Linked DNA regions of Homo sapiens: region 2 is linked to region 1. A link is a contact called in ENCODE Hi-C or POLR2A ChIA-PET data. All regions are on one chromosome and are shown on one strand. Each heading gives the region's core, a stretch centred on a gene start or an enhancer-like site at or near the end of the contact. The rest is flanking DNA. Distances are from core to core; before and after follow the strand shown. Region 1 has its middle 11 kb from the start of LINC01307. Region 2 has its middle 57 kb from the start of LINC01307.

Region 1 (6,095 bases), core at 909-3,408:
GGGGTAGTGGGCACAGGACGATTTGGGGGATTTTTGCATTTGTTTGAGCTACAGGGAAAGAGAAATATTTAACTCCTGAAAAGAATCAGCATACCAGGTGCCTTATTATACTGTGTGTATGTGCTATTGAGCAGTCTAGAAACCTTTCTGCAGTCGTGTTCTGCAGATTTCATCCCAACAGAAAATTGCATCTTCCAAAAAATGTAGTTCAAAATAATAAGGCTTCATTCATTTTTAAATGACCAGAGCATTTCCTTCTCTCAGGGGAGGGGGGCAGGGAAGGGGATTGTGTGGAGATCTGTACTAGGAAACAAATGCCTATAGGTGTAGGAGAGACATGTTTTATAATTTTAAGAATATACAAGGGACATCTGTTCTCAGTTTACACTGGGATGCTCATATATTTATTCTAAACAAGAAATTCAAATGGAAAAGGCTTCACTGTGCAGGAGAGACAGGAAAAGGAAGAGTGAAATCGTTGAGAGCACGGGTTTTGGTTTTGTGGTGACAGATTCAAGGCAATGAACACACATGATGTTTTGCTCCTCAGGGCCAGGTTGTCTCCAGTGTGTAGTGTATACACATTTAAATGATGGTTTGTAACTGCAGAGTTGTTATCTTGACTTTAGAATAATAAGAAAGAAAATAGAGAAAATGCAAGGGATACTCCACAGCTGTTCTTGATTTGTCACTGTGATACAATCTAGTTTTTTTGTTGTTGTATAGTTTATTTGTTTTATGGTTTTTGCCCTCCCTCACAATGGTCTAAAATTCTGAAGCTTCTCTGTCAGTTTCTGGATAACAGGGAACCATGTCTTCCTACCCTCATTTTGTTTTCATTTCCACAAATTGAAGGTAAAGGTATTTCCCTTCCACTTCATGCCAAGAAGTCAATGCTTGCTGCTGCATCCCCAGAAGAGTGTGACACGTATTAGGAGCTCAAGAAATATTTCCTAAATAAATAAACAATCCCAAGGCTTGTGCTCTTTCCACTGTGCCAACTTCCTTTTGCATCTTGATCCTTCTCACATGGCAACACCTTTTCAACACCTTTTCTGGGTAGGGACCTTCCCCCTCACTAACCACCCAGAGGTTAGACTCCTCTTGGGAGTCAGAAGATTGTGCTGCTTGCTCAAGATCCAGATGGCTTGCACTGTGCAGCTCACAGTAGATCTCTGTCATGCCTTCCAGCTGTCAAAATCCCAGTGGGATACTCTGGCTGGTCCACTTCCAGCTTCTTTCCCTGTCTGACCCCCTTTATAGGCTATATGCCTGGGATCTCCTTGCTCATGTCAAAGTGGGGAAGACGTGGCTTCTGTGGACTTGATGGTCCTACTGAGAAAAGCCAGATGAAACTTCGCTTGAAAGACTAGGGATAAGAAAGCCTACTTGGCATGACAGCATCCAAAATCCATTTGTTGGTCACAAGTTCTGAGATGGTTAATTGTATGTGTCAACTTGACTGGGCTGAGGGATGGCTGGGTAAAGCTGATAAACATAGTTTCCGCTGCTCCACCTGCAACTCTGAGTATTGCCTTCTCTTTAACTGCCACTTTGATACCGCAGCCTTTTGAAGTCCTTTTTCCTATATGTATTTGTAATTTATTTCTGCAACAGTCAATGAGGGTGCAATTACCATTTGAATCAGAAGACCAAGTAAAGAAGGTCCATACTTACCAATGTAGGTGGGAATCATCCAATAATCTGTTCAGTACCTGAGTAGAACAAAGGTAGGGGAAGGAGTTTGCCACCTTTTGCTTCCTGCCTGGTTGCTTGAGCAAGGACGTTGGTCTTTCCCTGCCCTTGTATATATCCTATTGGTTCTATTCCTCTGGAGAACCCTGATTAAATACAAGATTCTTGGGCTCGGTCATTTGAATGTTTCCAGTGGTTTCACCCAGATTCCTTTTAGCATCTATTTAAGTCATTGTGTTTCTAGTGTCCCATGCCCTGTGGTGAAAACTTCTGGGTTCGGGGGGTTGGGTTGGCTTAGGGCTAGGACTGGGCCAGAAATTCAGGGACACGCTACTTGGCTGCTTCCTCCAGCAGCCTGGGCAAGGCCCCTGAGCCTCCTCCTGAACCAATTTTTCAGCCTGACCTGAAATTCTTGTCCAGAACATTAGGACAGTGGGATCTTTAAGCTGGGAGCTTTGATGTTACTTCATGGAGTTCGCCTGTGATGGTTTCCCTTTCACTTTGTAGTAACTCTAAGAGTAGGTTCTAGGAACTAGGTTCTTGCCCGATTCTTTGTGTCTAAGCTCTGCTTATACTGCTGTTCTGGTAACTGAGTCCTAGTCTTGTTACCTACAGGGCCTGAGCTCCTGAACCCTTTCCCTGTACAGGGATCATGGCTCACTGTAGCTTCAAACTCCTGGGCTCAAGGGATCCTCCTGCCTTAGCCTCCCAAAATGCTGGGATTACAGGCATGAGCCACAGCACCTGCCCTCACCTTCTGGCATTTTTTGATCACCTTCTCTCGCCTTCCTTGTGCCCAGTTATCCTGGGACCAGAGTCTTGCTCCTAAATGCTGGACGCTGTGCTGGGTGTCTATTTCTGGGTTCTTCTGATACAATTACTTGGCTCTCTGAGGCAGTGCTCCAGCTGCCCGTCTACCCTGTTGGATGCAACTGGACTTCATGATGTCAGTACTCCCAGGGACTTCTTCCTAGTACTGACTTCACCCAAACAGGTCTGCGTGCCTTCAGGTCCCAGCTGTCCTAGTTTGGCTCATCACTTCAGTCTCACCCCTTCTGACTTTCACACACCTTCAGAGAGACTTCCTTGAGACAGGGTCTTGCTCTGTTGCTCAGGCTGGAGTGCAGTGGTGAGATCATAGCTCGCTGCAACCTCAAACTCCTGGGCTCAAGAGATCTTCCCACCTCAATCGCCCAATTAGCTAGGACTACAGGTATGTGCCAACATGCCCAGCTAATTTTTTATTTTTTTGGAGAGACAGGGTTTCTCTATTTTGCCCAGACTGGTCTTGAACTTCAAGGGCTCAAGTGATCCTCTTACCTTGGCCTTCCAAAATGTTGGGATTACAGGTGTGAGCCACTGCACCTTGCTTAGAGACACTTTCTTTAGAAAAGATTCAGAACACCAATTTGTCCCTAGCACCATTCAGTTTAAAACCCTTCAAAGGTTCCTCATTCCCTTTCAAAGAAAGTTCAAATTCCAAGTTATAATCATCCTTTACCAGATTGTAGTATGATACAGTTTTGTGTAGTGGCTAAGAGCACAGATCCTAGGTTCAGACTGCCTACATTCAAATTCAGGGGCTCCCTTTTAAGCCAGTTGATGTTTCTCAATCTGGGTCCTTGGACAATAGCCAAACAGCAGCAGCAAGCCTCTCCTATCTGCTTGCACACAGGTGGCACAAATTGCTATTGTTTCTATGACAACTGATGGCTTTTTTCCCCCATTTCATAAAAGCCGCCTGTATGGTGGACAGCAGCATGTGGAAGAAATGTGCTAGGCAGGGACTAGCCTGGTAGAACGCCCAAGCAACGTATACCGCGATTTTATTGTCTTCACCAGTCGTGGCTCTTTGTCTCCGAGTTCTGTCATATACTAGCTGTGTGAACTTGCTCTTGGGACTCAGTTTCCTTACCTATAAAATGGTGCTATTTACTCTTAAGGTAGTCAAGAGAATTAAATGAGTTGATATACCTAAAACACTTAGAACAGAATTTGACACATCATAGGCTGTTAGCTGTTATCATTTTTCAAGATTGAATCTCTAGCTGTCCACTTTTACCACATGTTCCACCTAGAGTGAACCACCAGTATTCCCCTTGAACATATCATGGTTTATGTTTATACCTGTTTATGTGTTATTTCAACAACTTGTCTTTCAAAACCCAGCAGGATTTCGGCTTAAGAGAAGTCTTCTTTTGCTTCCTATATGATTTAGATGATTCTACCATACTACACAAGCAACATCTACTATCACGCCATCTTTTAACCTGTAATTGACCTATTCTTTCACCTGCAATACAGGAGTCATCTTCAGAGGAAGGGATGCTTCTCAGTGTTTGAGTCTACAGCACCTAGAACAGTGTTTGCGGAGAGTGAATACTCATTCAGCGAAAGGATTCCATTGCTTGTAAAGTTATGATTATGACCTTGGTTTCCTCAGCTATTAAAGGAGCCAAGCTTGACCCTCCTTTAGCATGACCCAGAGTGGTTCAAGCCAGGAGCTGCTCTGACACTGACTCAGTCCCTGGGTGGTGATGACTCACTGCTGGGGCTTTACCTTCCAGAGCCTCTTCTGATAGATGGGATTTTCTGAAACTTCTTTCCTCCCATTGGATCCATGATTCCAGCACTGTCCTCCACAGCTCAGGGAGAGGGTGCTTTGTTCTGTGGACTGTGCAAAGACCTTCTTGCTGTAGAATGTGTGACTATGACTGAGCTATTCTCAGAGGCTCATCAGAAGTGCTAGAAGAAATACCTTGATTGTCAGAGACGTTTAGTTACCTATAAATATCTCTTTCCTCTTTTACTTAGCAGCAGTAATTTATTCAAAGTAGCAATGAATCCAGCCTAAAGACTGTGTTTTCCATACACCTTGCAGCTAGGTATGGCCATATAATTAGATTCCAGCCAGTGAGTTTTACACGGAAGTGTTGGCTGGTACTTCTGGCAAACCTTTGTAGAAAGGGAAGAGTGTGCCTTTTTCCCTCTTTCCTGCTGTTTGGAATGTGGTTGTGACTGCTGTGGAAATAACAGCCACTGTGGACCCTGAGGCTGAGGCCCTCAGCCTAAAAGTGGAAAGGAAAGCTGAAAGGAGCCTGGGTCCCCAACTATGGCAAAACTCCCATAGCAGCCCAGGTCTGCCAATTTCTGGCTTTTGTCAGGGCTCTTTTTAACTTATTTTAATATTTTATTTCTTACCAAACACCTAGAATTCAAGAAGATAGGGCTCTTTTTGACTCTCTGTCTCATGCGGCTAAGCCAAATCCGACTGATCTGGTGTGCAATTTGTTCTCGTCCCAGCAGGAGCATGCGAAAAGCTTCTGAATGAATTTGGACCATGGCTCAGAATCGAGCCTCAAACCAACCCACTTGCCTGGTGTGAGGTTGTGTTGTTTTGTAGCCTCTGGAAACTTTGCCCTGCGAATGGCTGCCCCCCTGCCTCCTACTGTTTCCATGTGATTCCCAACCTCACTCCCTCAGGTCTCTAGTTTCTTCTACCCTTCATTTGGATTTGACTTTCTGCCTGGTGACAGACCGGCCGCCCAGCTCGTGTCACCCATGGCTTTAACACCAAACCGCTAAGTCTCCACTCCCGGCTCACTGATCTGTATGTACAAACCTTGGATACTCTCAGCTTCCTTCAGTACTGACAAAGCATAAAGAGCAGGAGAGAGACTCCCAGAAGGTCTGCTAACATATCTCTTCTCCATGAGTCAAACAGACCTGAATTTTTACATGAGGTTAATATAGTTAAGGCCACTCTGTCCCATCTCTCAGGCAGATGCGTTCAGTATTGGGTGAGCCACCAGGGATTGCCAGCCATTTAGAGCCTACTGTGGAAGGATGGGGTTACTGATTTATGGGGAAACCATTCTGCAACAGACGCAAAGAGGCCATCAGTTAAGAGAAAGCCATGGCCACCCGGCCTTGGGCTCTATCAGCGTGATCCTTGGCCGTTCAGCCTCACCCTTGGGAACTGTTCCTTTCCCAATGCTAGCCTTCATCACCAATTTAATTATGATTTCTTAGAGATGATTATAGCTTCTCCTGATGAGAACAGATCCCATCAGGCTGAGGTCCACACCTCTGTTGTTGTTACACCTGCTATATATTCTAACAATTCTAACAGCAGAGTCACCCCTGCTGTTCCCCGTAGGATGACGCTGGTGTAAAAAGGTTACCGTTGCTTCAGTGGCCCTTGGAGAGGGGAATTGGGGGTTGAGTCTTTCTCAAAGCATTCCCACATCGAGGCTTGTATTTTAATTAACCCTCAATCCTAAGCAAATATGTGATAGCCCACTTGAAGGGTGCAGATTTGCTTGCTTGGCAGAAATTCAGGGGCTCCCTTTTAAGCCGGTTGATGTTTCTCAATCTGGGTCCTTGGACAATAGCCAAAC
Region 2 (6,425 bases), core at 1,370-3,869, 68 kb after region 1:
CGGTTTTTCCCTTCTGCATCCAGTGCTTGATGGGAGACTTGACAAAGTGGTGGCAGAGCTGGAGCCTGAGGAAAACCCAACAGAGCTTGCATTTATTACAAAATACTGAATTGCTAAGTGCTAAATGAGATTGCCTCCATGTCCTGCTCATTGACTTACAGGAAAAAAATGCACCCTCAAATAGCAGGTGGGGTTGGAATTAGGAGGAAGTGGTTGGAGACTGCACCAAAGAGCAGGGGGCCAACCATGGTCCACACAAGGAGATGTGGAAGTGTTTCATTCTACCCAATGTTCTTGTGGAGTTAGTTGTTACTTAGCTAAAAAGAATGTTGGGGAGGACCCGAGTTTGGGTCTTAGTGCTGCCATTTTATTAGTTGGGTAACCTTGGGCAAGTTAACAGTTCTGTGCTTCAGTGTCTTCATCTATAAAGAGAAAATAACAATTTGCAGGGGCACTTAAAGATAAAATGAATGTTTATGTAATCTTTCTGGTGCACAGTAATGCTGAATTAATGTCTCTATTCTTTTTCTTTTTTTTTTTTTTTTAAACAACAAAAAAACCCCTCCTGTCTTTTCTGTTTTTCCTCAATCAACTTAGAGGTTTATTTTGCCAAGGTTAAGGACCATGGCCCATGACACAGCCTCAGGAGGTTCTGAGAACATGTGCCCAGGTTGGCTGAGTTATAGCTTGGCTTTATACACTTTAGACAGACAGAAGTTACAGGCAAAAATATAAATCAATATACATAAAGCAAATATTGGTTTGGCCTGGAAAAAAGGGACATGATGGGGGCAGAGGGGGTAGGGGATTCCAGGTCATAGGTGGATTCAAAGATTTCCTAATTAGCAATTGGTTGAAAGACTTACATGCTGCCTGAAGAGTTGAAGTCAGTTCGAGTTCAGATAAAGGGGGTTTTGAAAGCCAAGGTTCTTGTCAAGTATATGAAACCTCCAAGCAGCAGGCCTCAGAGAGAATATATGGTGAATGTCTCTGTTCACACCTCAAAAGGCAACAGACTCTCCAGAAAATATCTAGTCATGGAAGGAGATTCTTTACAGAATGCAAATTTCCCCCACAAGAAACAGCTTTGCAGGGCCATTTCAAAATATGTCAAAGAAATAAAATACTTTGGTTTCCTTCAGAGCCTACTGTTTGTCCTGTGATGTTATACCAGAGGCAGGTTGGAATTTTGTATGTCATTGCTACAAAGAGGCTGTTTTAAGATCTCCGTTTTCATGTTAATATTGGTCAGTTGTGTCTAAACTCTAAAAGCAGGAGAGTATAATGAGGCATGCCTGATTCTCATTTCCTGTCGTGACCTGAACTAGTTTTTCAGGTTAATTTGGAATCCCGTTGGCCAAGGAGGGGAGGGTCATTCAGTCAGATGGGGAGCTTAGAACTTTATTTTCGGTTAACATTCTCCCTCTTCTGGCCAAGATTTGCCAGAGGCAACATCAGTGATCAAACTTTTATTTTTGTCCCATAGCTGAACTCATGTCTTAATGATTACTTATATTAATCGCATGAGACTGGCCCTCTAGAAGCCCATTCTCTATCCCACTTAGAATGGGGCACCAACACTGCTTCTCTAGATTTCATAAGCAATGCTAGCTAGCTTCTGTGCCAAATTGCCAGTTGTTTCAAGTAATGGAAATAGTTAGTAGGTACGTTCTTGGGAATGGGGAGTCCCCTACGGGTTGGGGGTAGGGAGTGAGGCTGTCAGTTACATGAAGACAGGGCAGAGGACACAAGGATACAGGACATAACAGACACACAGGAAGTGAATGAATGCATTTAAGTGTTTGGTGGCCAAAGTAGGGCAAGGAGAGAACTAATGAGGGCAAATAGAAAAGAAATGGCTTCTGTTTCTGTATCTTGACTTGCTTCTCATCAGTTTGTAAATGGAGGTAGGTTGTAGAAAACACACACACACACACACACACACACACACACGAACACCAAGAGCAATGACTAAGAAGAAGGAGGGACAGAGTTTTGAGTTTGGAAGAGCATGCTGGGCACAGAATTTGAAGTAGTCAATCAATTAGCATTTCACATTTTGTAATTTAGAATCATACATACATATCTCCTGGTCTAACCCTCATAGAATATAGGATTTCTCCTGTATTAGTTTCCTATTGCTGCTAGAACAAATTACCACAACTTTTGTGGCTTGAAACAAGACAAATGTATCGTCTTACAGTTCTGGAAGTCAGAAGCTGAACATGGATCTTATAGACTAAAATCAAGGCATTAACAGAACTGCATTTCTTCTGGAAGCTCTTTGGGAGAATCTGTCTCTTTGCCTTTTTCAGCTTCCAGAGGCTGCTCTCAGGGCTTAGCTTGTGGCCCCCTTCCTCCATCTTCAAAGCAAATTACTCAATTTCTGCTTCTATCAGCCAATCTCCTACTCTGACTGGTTCTCTACTTCCTTCCCTTATACAGACCTCTTATATGGGCCCGCTCAAATAATCCAGGATAATCTCCCATCTCAAGATTCCTACCCTAATCATATCTGCAAAGTCCATTTTTTACATTTAAAGCAATGCATTTACATTTCTTGGTGTTTAAGACACAGACATATTTGGGGAGCCATAACTCATTCTGTCACACTTCCCTAAATCACCCTTTCCTGATGGTTAGGTGCACACCTCTTCCTGAGTACATTCTGAGGCAGCCCATTTCAATGTAAATGTTATCTGACTTTCTTTTGCTAGTTAAATGAATGACTGAGTGAGTAGAGGAAGCCACACGCTCTTTCTCTTTCTCTTTCTCTTCACTCATGGGTTGAAAGCGACCAGTAAGAAGTCAGACAAGAATAATTAGGAAAGTTTGCTAGGGTTTTTGTCATTACCTTGAGTCTTGACAGGCAGATCTCCAAGAGAACAGTAGCTTGGCTACCTACCCCCTAGTCAAAAGGGCCATGCAGGAATACAAATATACTCTTTTAGCTTCTGATGAAAGAACTGGGCATCATTATCCCTAAGGACAACATTGATTAATTGTAATGTATGCATAACTGCTTAGCCTATGTACAAATTCTTCCACTGTCATTGCAGGGTACAATACCAACATTGCCTTGAGCCAGTTCAGATAAACACCAATAAGAAGTAATGTATTTCTTCATTTACTTACTGCGGAATCAGTGGGTAGCCTCTTTCAACCCAAGGCTATCCATTTTCAAAGGGGAAATGGTACAATAAATGGAGGATCCCCATGGCTCAGACAAAGACTGTGTTCTTCTTCTTGATTATTTTTGTTATAGAGTTATGACTATTCAAACAATTCTAGAAAGCTCTTTCCTGTTGGCAATATCTCCAGGTAGCTCTCTCATTAAGCCCATTCAGTTCAGTGCTCTGATGTGTAAGACATCATACAGTATAAAATTGTCCCATGCAAAATCTACTTTCCCCTAAATATGTATTGTTGACTTGGCTAAAAACTTCTCATCAGACAGTGAACAGTGAAAAATACTTTACTCTTGCCATCTGCCCAATAAACAGAATCACACAGTGTGCTCAACTCCTCTAAGTGATCATTTAAGGTGACTCCTGCTATTAACACATATAGCCGCTGGGCATACTGACTCCACCCCCTGTTCTTGCTGCTCTGGCTGTGGCACCCCCCTATACCCGCTTTAGTTTGATGGTCCTTTTATGCCCATTCTTCCCAGTTCCCAACATTTTATTAATCATTATGTTTTAAAAGAAATCAGTTTCATTGGGTTATTATTTACATACAAATGCATATATCAGTGTAAACATCACTGCAATTAAGATGCGGAATATTTCCATTCCTATAAAAAGTTCCCTCCTCCGCTTTTGCAATTAATTATTTGCTACCCTCCTGCCCCAAGAAGTCTTCTGTTACTATAGATTAGTTTCCCTTTTCTAGAATTTCATATAGATGGAATCATACAGTATATATTATTTTGTGTAGGCTTTTGTTTTAAAATTTAGCATCATGTTTTTGAAATTCATTCATATGGTATATATCAATCGTTTCTTCTCTTTTATTGCTTAGAAGTGTTCCATGGTATGCATTTAACACATTTTGTGTGTCTGTTCACTGGTTATTGCCTATTTAGGTTGTTTCTTGTTTTGGGCTGCAATGAATGAAGTTACTGTGAATATTTGTATACACAACCCTATGGATATATCGTTTCATTTTTAATTTTTTTGAGTAAATTCTGAGGAGTGGAATTGCTAGGCCATAGATAACTATGCAAGTAACTTTATAAGAAATGGACAAAGTGTTTTCCAAAGTAGCTATACCATTCTATATTCCTACAAATTTTGTCTGAGAGTTCCAGTTATACCACATGCTGGGCAGCAGTTGGTATTATAATCTTTTAAATTTTAACCATTCAAATGGGTGTGCAGTAAGATTTCATTGTGGCTTTAATTTCTCATTTTCCATAACTAATCATTTTGAGCACCTTTTCATGTGTTTATTGCTATCCACGTTTCTTCTTTTGTGAAGCATCTCTTAGCATTTTTTGCCCATTTTTAAATGGAGTTGTCTTATTGAATTGTAAGATTTCTTTATATATTCTGTGTACAAGCCTGTTATTAGATATATGCATTGTATTTGTTTTATACCAGTCTGTAGATTGACTTTTTATTTTCTTAACATTGATTTTTAATTTTGCTGATGTCTAATGTATTAGTTTCCTTCTTATTGCTACTGTAACAAATTACCACAAATTTAGTGGCTTAAAACAACACAATTTGTCTTAAAGGTCTAGTGGTCAGAAGACCAATCTAAGTTGGCAGGGCTGCATTCGTTCTGGAGACTCCAGGGGAGAATCCATTGCCTTGCCTTTTCCCACCGCTAATGGTTGCCTGCATTCCTTCCCTCAAGGTGCCACAGCACTCTGACCTTGGTTTCTTTTGTCAAAGGTGCCTCCTCTGACTCTGACTTCCTGCCGCCCTCTTTCAAGGACTCTTGTGATTACATTAGGCCTTCCCAGATAACCCATAGTAATCTCCCTATTTCAACATCCTTAACACAATTACATCTGCCAAGTCCCTTTTGCCATGTAAGGTAACCCATTCACAGGTTCTGGAGACAGGATGTGGACACTTTTGGGGGATCATTATTCAGTCTACTGCATGGAATTTACAATTCTTTTTCTTTTAGGGTTCATGATTTTTGCATCTTACCTAGAAAATTTTGCCCTATCCCAAGATCATAAAAATTTTCTTCTATATTATGAAAGTTTTATACCTTTAGCTATTATATGTAGGTATGCAATCTACTTCAAATTAATTTTTTGTATGGTTTTGAGGTAAGAGTCAGCTTTCATTTTTTTTTTTTTAAGTTTCCAGTTTCTCCAGCATCAATGTTGAAAAGACTATCCTGTTGAATTACCTTGACATGTTTTTTGAAAATCAATTGATACTTAACACGTGTATTGATTTCTATTCTCTCTGTTCTGATTTTTTCTGAAAGCAAAACTGATTCAATCCTTGGCTTAGAATCATTGAATAGTTTCTAATATCCTATTTTTTTAAACATGATTTACAAGACCCTTCATTATATGACCCTTTCTTCTCTTTCCAACGATATCTTTCACCCTCAATTGTACTGACCACCTTCTAGTTTCTTGAATACACCATACTCTTTTAACTCCTCTGCACACACTTCTCCCTCTGCCTTGAACACCCTTTCCTTCCTCTTTGCCTCACTTTTCTCTTCTCATTCATTAAGCGACCATCACTTTCCCCAGAAAACTTTTTCTGACTTCTTTCTTTATGCTATCAGAGCAGCTAACACACTGAATTCCAGCTGCCACTAGAGATACCTGTATCCCCTCTACATATGGTTTTCTGGGGCAGGTGGGTTGGGGTGAAGACCATGTGTTACCCATTTATATCTCCTAGCACCCAGCACATTGATTTGTTAAATGAATAATGATGAACCTTCTGTCACACATATGGGGCTCGCCTCACAATGGAATTGCTGATTGATATTCACAGCAACTACACTCAACTATGAAGAATGGACTGGATGAAGAAAATGGAAAAGAGCCAATTTCTTATTTAGGCAAAGAGGGAATGAAGTATTGAGACACAAAGGAATATTCTAATAGATATACCAGAGTTTTGGTAAATAAATTTTACTATTTTATATGATAACCCTTAACTGGGGAATAGGTAATCTGATTAATAAAATATTCCGGTTAATAAAGATCCTTGTATACATTTTCAATTTAATAAGGGTAAAGGAGGAAAAAGAACAAATGTTTACGTAGTACATTCAACAAACTTTGTACTGAACTATGCACTTTATAAATGTAATCTCATGAAACTCCCAAAACAACTCTGGGATGTTAGGATGATTATGTTAATGCCCAGAGAGGTAATATAAATAACCATACAGTTAGTGGAGAAGACTTAGGTTTGAAACCTAGAGATATCTTC

Evidence for each region. Hi-C counts contacts between places; a loop is a spot of excess contacts on that map. ChIA-PET counts read pairs that join two places held with the same protein, here RNA polymerase II (POLR2A). Pooled maps may share reads with other maps.
Region 2: a map with no recorded cell type shows a loop between it and region 1 (6-fold over the local background). The contact joins two enhancer-like sites. A Hi-C loop is called at or near these places in 1 of 168 maps with a recorded cell type or tissue (GM12878), 33 of 37 single-sample maps with no recorded cell type and 13 of 50 pooled maps. POLR2A ChIA-PET finds 5 or more read pairs at or near these places in 8 of 52 experiments (CD4-positive, alpha-beta memory T cell, GM10248, GM12878 and 5 more).

What each region holds. Positions count from the first base shown.
Region 1 is chr1:101,310,198-101,316,292 of GRCh38, forward strand. No RefSeq gene overlaps it. Among named protein-coding and RNA genes, the nearest start is that of LINC01307, 11 kb to the right of the region's middle. RefSeq lists an enhancer at 2,081-2,160. Within about 2 kb of position 2,159, at least 4 of the 41 ENCODE cell types and tissues checked have a DNase peak (open chromatin) inside an H3K27ac peak, as active enhancers do.
Region 2 is chr1:101,377,437-101,383,861 of GRCh38, forward strand. No RefSeq gene overlaps it. Among named protein-coding and RNA genes, the nearest start is that of LINC01307, 57 kb to the left of the region's middle. Within about 2 kb of position 2,620, at least 2 of the 41 ENCODE cell types and tissues checked have a DNase peak (open chromatin) inside an H3K27ac peak, as active enhancers do.